Linked DNA regions of Homo sapiens: region 1 is linked to region 2. A link is an interaction called in ENCODE POLR2A ChIA-PET data of the cell type or tissue named here. Cell type or tissue: MCF 10A. All regions are shown on one strand. Links, peaks and the distances in the headings refer to the core of each region. The heading gives the core; the rest is flanking DNA. Region 1 overlaps PROX1-AS1 (PROX1 antisense RNA 1). Region 2 overlaps PROX1 (prospero homeobox 1).

The links. Peaks named below come from ENCODE experiments on the same cell type or tissue, not always from the same donor. Only the 100,000 strongest peaks of a DNase experiment are listed, where the experiment ranks them.
Region 1: POLR2A ChIA-PET joins it to region 2 with 5 read pairs; 1 of 35 experiments calls an interaction of 5 or more read pairs at or near these places.

What each region holds. Positions count from the first base shown.
Region 1 is chr1:213,932,302-213,936,698 of GRCh38, reverse strand. All of the region lies in intron 2 of PROX1-AS1 (PROX1 antisense RNA 1), which reads left to right. Among named protein-coding and RNA genes, the nearest start is that of LINC00538, 9.8 kb to the right of the region's middle. In MCF 10A, for the core only: no CTCF peak of the experiment used is centred there; a DNase peak (open chromatin) is centred at 1,848.
Region 2 is chr1:214,000,091-214,004,487 of GRCh38, reverse strand. The region is part of intron 2 of PROX1 (prospero homeobox 1); the gene reads right to left. Among named protein-coding and RNA genes, the nearest start is that of PROX1, 14 kb to the right of the region's middle. RefSeq lists an enhancer at 1,688-1,982. In MCF 10A, for the core only: no CTCF peak of the experiment used is centred there; a DNase peak (open chromatin) is centred at 1,777.

The DNA of each region.
Region 1 (4,397 bases), core at 193-4,192, 68 kb after region 2:
ACTTTGAACTGTTTTGTAACCTGCTTTTCTTGGAGTTCTTGACCCTTTCTCCTTCAGTTCTTGCTTCTTCTTCCCTTCGAGCTGACACTGAGGCCCTAGAATGTGTGAAATGTGAGTCCATTCTTGTTGTGAAGAATATGCTAACAAATCAATAGAGAACACACTTAGCTGACTTCACACAAGCATGTTCCAATTCTGCTCTAGAATTGGAAGTGAAGGTCTGTAGAGCATGCAGTAAGGAAAACTAGTAAATTTGCTAAAAAAAAAAAAAAAAGATAGCTTCAGTCTGAGCAAAAACCACCTAGAAGCAGGCCCAGAATTAGGAAAGTATACCTGAGACCTAGGACCTCCAGCATTCACTACTTGTCTTAGTCATAAAAGAGGATGTCTTCTTTCCCACTCTTCTCACTTATCTATGAAAATATTGAGGTTTTTTTTTTCAGTGAACATATTTGGAACAAAATGGGGATTTGGCCTATCAATATCTATCAGGATCCCTAATGGTTATCAGTAGCTTTGGTCTTAAGGACAAATTTGGTCTCACAACCATATAGACACGTCATTTGGAAGCTATGAAAATGATCATGTAATTTGCTGAGAATTTGATAATAGGAGGGAAAAGAGGCAATTTAGGGAGTTTCTATAAAGCCTCAATAGCTACTTGCTAGTAGATAGACATTTTTAAATGTCAGGTTGGGAGAAATTCCCAAGCTCAACTTACCATTGGTCCATCAGGGATTAATTTGAGGGCAGCCATCTTTGCTTTTTCAAATCACTAAATTTTCTCTGGAGAAGTAAAGATGCAATTACCTCTCTTTGTAGACTACAGTCTTTCCATGGTCAGATCTACTAACAGACCCCATCCACAAGGGAATATTGGTGACACCTGGGAAATGTGGGTTGTGTTTCTAAGTACCGAGAGTGTTGAACTGGAAGTTCTTTGCAGATAGGTTCAAGGTCTACATAGCATCATCCTTCTGACTCTAACCTGACATCATCCCTAGCACAGCACCATGTTGTTTGCTGCTCTTTGCTGCTAACCATCACCTCAACTAGGGCTGGACATCATGAAATGATTCAATGAAAGCATGATGCTTCTTTTGGGAAGTCCTTCTACCACCTTCTTCTCTTTTCCACCCATAGCTACTCTCTTCTTGTTTCCATAATTACTTGCATCAAATTTTTTCATCTCTCTTGGAAAAAATATTAGTGTATCTGCTTACTAGTGGGTACTCCCTTTGGGAACTCTTTTAATATAGGGAGGCTAGGTGGTGGTGTTTCTTTCTGGGTCTTTATGGTTGAGCATGCTCACTGCTCAAATAAAGATCTGAATGAATGCTGGCCTCCTTTCAGAACCCCTCTTAAATGCTTTCTACTGAACACATCCTTCCTTTTCCTAAATGGCACTTGCACATCTTGTGAATATCTTGTCTTTTTTTCTCTTGATTACCCCATCTAAGTGGAAATCTGTGATACACATGGCAACCACAAAAAGAATTCTCACCTGCTAAGAAGGTCTGGCAGGTGGTCCCAGTAATACCTTTCTTATCTAGGAAGTAGCTCAATTATTTTCACCTCTGACAAAGTGATAAACTTCAGAATACTCACCAAAGCAAGAGGATAGAGGGAATGGAACTGCTAGCTCCAGCACCCCAATGTGGAGTAAGTTGTCTGAACACAGCCTCGCTCTCTAGCATAAATTCCCCTCTTTCTCCAAAGAGCCACAATGGCCGAGGTGTTGGCATGCAAATACTTGCAAAGTGAAAATAGATACACTTCCACAGCTCCTCATCCCTGGCCTCCAGTGGACAGCCTGCCAACCATGCATGCTTGTTGGTTTGGCACCGAGACAAATGTTCCCTGGAGCATAGACTGAAACCACCAAACTGATATCACACGGGATGCCAGCCAAATTCTGACCTTGCTCTCTGTAGGTGAGTGGCTGTGGAATTAACCTGTGATGGTTTCCTGCTCCTGCCTGGTTGGTAGCCTGGGTTTTTCTGTTTGTTTTTTCTTTCTTTTATTTTTTAACGCCACATTTGAATCTTGTTGTTCTCCCACTCCACTGGTATCTACGAGCCACAGACCACTCTCTTGGTCTTGGCTTGTTGACAGTGGGCAGCTACTTAGTTCCAAGAAATGGGCAAATGACAAAATTCCTTCTTGCCATGGGTCTTCTCGCCCCTTGAGAGGGAAGGGCCACCAATAGACTGCTCTAAAATCACACCCAGGTGGCGGGGCCTGTGGTCTGGCATCGCGGGCATCTGTGATTGCTGTCTGTTCCTTTTGCATCCTCTTCTTCTATTTTTCCCTGCTGCTCCAGCTTCTCCCATCCCCCTTTTCCGTTTCCAGCTCTTATGTATTCAGTGCTTCCAATAGTCTAAGTTTTTCATGAATTCAGGGCTTTAATTTAGCATGTGGGGTGCTGGCTCTTCCAGCAAGCTGCTTTGGTCATTATTTCCAACTTGAGGGGATAAAGAGGCAGCAGGGTGCAGTGGGAAGAGTCGGGGCCTGAAGCCAGAAGGCCTCGGGTACTAGTCCCAGCTCCGTTTCTAACTAGCTGTGGGACTCTGGCTGGGACACATCCTGGCCACGGGCCTCAGTTTCCTCACCGATGGGATGACGAGTTTGGATGAGAAGATTTTGAATGCTTGTCTCGTTTTATCATTCTATAGAGCTCACTGGTGATGTGAAATCTGTGTTGGGTTGTGCCAGTCTCACTTTTGTTTTTCTTTTGAAAAACTTTATTGTTGAATGGATGTTAATGAGGAGATGCGAGAAGAGTCCCTAAACAAGATTTCTCAAATGCAGAATATGGGGTGGGGGGAGGAATCTATTTTTAAAAATCACTATCTAGAGGTTTATAGCCTAGAAATAAAATTCCCCTTCCTATCATAAAACGTGAGACAATATTTTCCACCAGGGTAAGAAAATGATTCAAGTGGCATTTGTTGTTTTCTGAGGATCCTATTTCTGTACTGTGGCATAAGCACATAGAATGGTTCAAGTAAAATTGTACTTTTGGAAGGAAAAGGTTAAAGTTGGCTACTGATATTCATCAGGAGATGGATATTTAATCTTTAATCTCTTGTCCTAGGCCTCTACTCTGGATCAACTCATTATCCCGAATAAACGATGTGTCATTCCCATTATTTATGTTTCACTGCAGCCAAAGTATCTGGACCTCGTTTTAGTAAGCGCCATTCATTTCGACCCATTCAGTATTAATCTCCCTGCTAACATCTTTCCTGTTCTATGTGCTGCCCCTTATTTGCTTTTATGTTTTCTGCAGAGTGTTTATAAAAGGATAATCTTTTACAAAGCAGACAGAATTTTTGTGTATAAACTGCTCTGTTTGAATGCCTCATTGATATACCATCTAAAAACTGAAGTGTTCAGCAAGATTAGCAAAGCCCTGAGCTATTGAGATGGGGGAAAACATGAGAACCAGGCTCTTCTCTATAGGAGGCAAAGGTGACGGAAGATGCCTTTGCTTTCGCAGTAGTAGCAAAAACAGAGCCACTGCCCCCACCGGGCCCCGATAGACCTAGTTGCTTGGAAATGAAAGGGGCACAAAGCAAGCTGCTTGAAGTTGCTGAGGAAAAGGTGAAGAGTGTGGTCGTATGACTTCTTTCCTAGAATTTTCTTAGAAAATGCCATGACTCTACAAACACTGAATTTACATGTAGTCCCCACTTGAGCTAACTCTTTTAAACTTTCATGAAGTATCCACACGCTGTTGCTCAGTTGTTCATTGATGTTACATTACTTGTGTCATTCTAGTCTGCCCTATGGAAAAGGCAGTACTATAGAAACCAAGCAAAGATCCAAAGAAGGAGGATGGTCTCTTTCTGCCATCTGCATTTTCTCTTTCCAAGGATCAGGAGCTCCCCCAAACAGCTCTCTTTTGCAGAGAGGAGATAGAGATCACTTCATTCTACAATGGACAAAGAAGGGTACTTTGTGGAATTTTGCATGGCCTGGGGTCCCAGATATGCCACCGATTAAAAAACTTAACAGATGGACTCTGAGAATAGGAATATGTTCAAGAAAATTTAAAAAAAAAATCAGTGGAAGGGGGTTGCAAGTCTGGCCTCTGTGGGAGCTGAGCATGGGAAGCTTCACTGAGCAAATGCTTTGTACCTTAGGTAGGGTGAGTTCAGCTGGTAGAGATGGGTGGAAGCATCTGAAGCACAAACTGTGCTTGGGTTTTTAGTTGGCAATGCTATGAGGGAAAAAAATCCCAAGATGAACAGTGCCAAAAATTATACGTGCCTTCAAAGAGTATTTTCTTCCAACAAATTGATCACTTTGATTACTCAATAATAAGGCTTGTTATTTTATGAGATGTGCCCTTTGTATACATGAGAATTTTTGCTTACATTTCCACATTTATT
Region 2 (4,397 bases), core at 102-4,101:
AATACAATTTGCCTGTCTTGGATTTATAGTTAACTCCTTTGAGAGTGACGCAGTAGTTGGGGCTAACAAATCAATACATGTGGGTTAGCAGATCAATAAATGGCCACTTACCCAAAATAAGAAGGCCTATTTATCTGGAAACATCATTACCTTTTAGATCTGTAAACAGCAGCAACTAAAACAGTTCCCAAGAGAATGTGAGGCTAACCATAACAATCCAGGCTTCCTGATTCTCCCCCAGATTCTTGGCACTCCTCAGCAGACTCAGAGCTGGGATGGCTCTGGTCACATCTGTGCCGCAGCCTGGCCCTGCCATTTCCTCAGCAAATTAATGGCTTTATAATTTATCAGAAATGAAGATGCACGTGGAGAAAATCAATGTGGTCCCCCACAAGGTCAATTAAGGGCCCTTCCTAGAAGCTTCTCTAAGGATTTTCTTTTAGAAGAGTGTCTAAGAAAAATAAGAAAAAAAAGAAAAGAAAGTGTGCTTGTGTGTGCAAACACACACACAAACACACTCACACAACTACCCAACAAAAATTTCACCCCTTAGGCAGAAATGTCAAATAAACACAGATATTTAGGAAAGGTAAAATTTTCCAAATGACCTTCATCAAGTCTAGCGTGACTAATCTTAAGAATGGAGGGAAACCAGAAAGTTACTAGAGAAGCATAATCAAATTAATATGGATAAGCTCTTGACTACTTATAACAGGGTGTTTAACCAAATATTCTGCTGAGAATTTGTTCAATTAACATTCCCTTTAATATCCCATGCAATTTTAAAAAGATCACCTTGGTCTGTAAATAGAAAAGTTAAGTAGTGCAGGTTTTTTATTTTTTTATTTTTTGTTAAACTGAAAATAAACACTAAAGAAAGAAATTTTGATTTTATATCTGTAAGCCAAAGCAGCTTAACTGAACTTGTGTTTTTGTTTGAGATCCTTAATGATTACAAAGACGATAATTTATGACTGACATACTTCTTGTGCCAAGGAGAGGGCTGAAAGGCCCTCCAGTAACCTCCATTAGACTGATACAGAAGACTAAAGGAGCCCAGCACACTTCAGGACCATCTGTCCAAATGGATAAGTGAAATAATAGTTGCAAGCTGTCTGCGACTGCCTTGTGATAAGAGTTTTAGGCAAGTCCAAACTTTGACAGACACTCTCAGATCTGGGTTCTAATCTTTTCTTTCAGATGGCTACATTAAGACAACGTCATGCATTTAATTGGAAGTCACAAATCTTTTAAAATTTGGTGTCATACAAAATACAAAGTGTTTTTCTGTGTTTCTTAGATGGGCACTGAGCTACCAAAACTTCCTGAAGCTTTTAATACATCTAATTTATGCTAAGATGTTTTTGTTCTTTTTATCTAAAAAAAGTAAAATATCCATTTTATTTTGATCAGTATTTAGAGGCTTTTTATCTAACAAAAAATTATTCTGATTTGGATTTCTCAAGTTCATTTTTGCTTTAAAATGTTTCCTGTTGGTAATACTTGGAACTGATCAGTTGAAATGGAACACAGAATTAATCTTTATCTCTTGCTTATTGTGTAATTAAGATAAAATTCCCATAAAATATATGTTTCTAATAAACTATTAAAAATAACTAATGAAACATTTAAAAGGCAACAGTTAGATAATCCTTTTTTTCTCCTCAAAATAAATCTGAACTGACCAATTGGTTAATTTCCCTTTTAAGTGCTTGTGCTGAAAAGCAACTGTTCTTCCAAGAAAGCACTAGCTGTTTCCAGGATACTTACACACGCACAATGACTCATGATGGAATAGATTCAGTAAACATACAGCTGTACTGAACACGAGCTAAGCTCCATTCAAGGCCAGGAAAGAAAATGAGCACAAATAAATATTAAGGAGGTAAAGGGGAGTGGGGTGAGGGGGGATGGAACGCAAACAAGATCTGTCCCAGCAGCTCATGTGGCTGTGCCTCAATTCTCTTAGCCATAGCTTTGTGAAGACAGATGACATTCAATTCTATGTGTAATGCAAAATAGACAATAACTGTTGAAACTTGAGACAGCTGCCAGGTGTAAAAAAAAAAAAAAAAGAAAAAAGAAAAAAAAAAGAAAAGATGATAAATCCATAAATTAATGAAAGACATCTGCTCGGGAATATAAAAGATCAGAGAAGCAGGGTACTGCAGCTGAACGTAAAGCAGTGTTCAAACAACCTGAGAACCTAAGTGTTGTCTGTTTACCAAGTACAATATAACCTTACCTAAACAGCAGCCACGGGAGGAGCAGCGGAGGCAGCAAAAAGGCAAATGGGAGAATAATAAGCTGTGAAAGCGGAGGAAGAAAATTCTTTTTTTCCAGCTAAACTCTGGATTGTAGCTAGAGATTGTACGTGCTGCAGTTCCCAGCAAATGGGTTGAGACTACTTACATTTTCCAAAACATTTGAAACCTAAAGAATTTTAGTTCTGCCTTATTCCCTAATTTGCTAAGTTTCTAAGAGGTTTTCCCCCTAGAAACTAAAATGGGGAGAAAAGATCTAAACTCTCTCACATAATGACAGTGATAGAGCAAGTCGTAACTCCCACTAGGAAGTTCACCATAATCGGAGGGCTGTGTAGTGTAGGGATTTTTTTTTTTTAATTTACTTACTTTATAATTTTTTTCAGGGGAGGGGGGTAGTGTAGGAGCCCAAAGTCTTTTAGTCTTTAATCTACATGTTTTGCTCTAGCTAATATAAGTACTATAGCCTCCACAAGACTTCTAAAAATGTATAAGATCAATTTCTGTGGATGGTTTCAAATTTCAGAAATTCATTTCTAATCTATGGTTCCTGGTTGGATTTTAATTTCAAATTACTAAACCATTTTCCTTTCTAAACTTCAAGTCTTTCTAACATTCTCCCTAAAAGTTGAGTAGAAAAAGCCGGCTGTTTCAGAGAACAGGCTCAATTTCTTCACCTGCACGTCTTAACGGCTTATACTACTCCTCTTGTGCTTTAACTGGGTGCATGCAAATGTTTGGGGCCTAAACTAGGCTATTTTTCTTGAGATGCAAAGAGGATGAATGACAAGGAACATCATGAAGAAAAGCAATTGGCTGACTGTTTCTTTTGGAATTTGAATAAAACTTAATATTTGATTAAACAGATTCATTTGCAAAGATACTGAACATATTTTTAAAATCCAAGACATGAGCCCTTGGAGCAGGTGCACTGAAATTCAGTTTAACTTGCATACACATTCACTATTTCCCTTCTACTAGATGGGATAATGAGGTAGTGTGTTCTATCCTACAGAACATATATGTTTAATGTGGTGAATGTAGAATGGGTTGACCTGATAAGCTGGTGTTCTTAATAGTTCTTATCTTAGCTACTTTGTTCAAAAAACAGATGGTACCTTTTGGAGTGGGAGATAATTTTTCCTGAAAAATTAAATTATATATAACAGTTTGGAAAGCCATGAACGAAAAATTAAAACATAATAATAGCAATCACAGTTGTACCATTTCATTACATTTCTGCCCATTTCTATTGATCTTTTCGAGGAATAACTGTACAACCGGATCATATATGGCCCCGTATCCCTAAAATTGAAGTAAGACATCACTCACTGTGATTCCCAGATATTTCTTCAAAGTAAAAGCTTGAGAATTTTGCCTACACACTAACAGTTAAATCAAGGGAAGAACACACTGCCATACAGAGGTAGAGACAGGAGAAAAGTGGGCCCAATCTCTCTACAAACCAACAGATCCTCACTGGTTTCAGAATTGTGGGAACTATAGAAAAGGTTGTTTGCCTATCTTACTCTTCCTGAGAAATAATATACCAATGAGATAAATGGTTAAAAGTGCAATGTATTAATAGTAGAGGGGGGAAAAGAATAGGAGCATAGAAGGCCAAAAGGTGGAAAATGTAATCACTAATTGCCACGAGAGGCCGACATTATTTAGCTATATGAAAGAAACAATTCTGAGTGTGAGCAACTAACATTTCACATGAACACGGGTGTTTCCCAACAGAATCACCGCTCGACAGAAAGTTATGTTGATAGAAGAAAGGAGAAGTCATGCCTCTGAAGAAGAAGCAACTATATTTTCTTTAAAGCCTTTGATATGTATCAAAATAAAAGGAACTTATTTCAATTCAAATCCTCAAAATTCCTCCGGGGATTTGGAGAGGTTGAGACAATGAACATAGCCAACACTTAAAGCAATCTAAAAGATTTTTTTCCTAGAAGACTAAAAACAAAAAGCACAGCCATAATTATAATGATCTGGTTATAATGAAAAGTCTAATTTAAAGAAAAACCATAAACTGGCATCTTGAACTAAAGAGCTTAGTGTGGACTTACAGGAGTTTTGAAACCTGGCATTAAATCTTTAAATATTCACCAAAATTGGCACGCATGT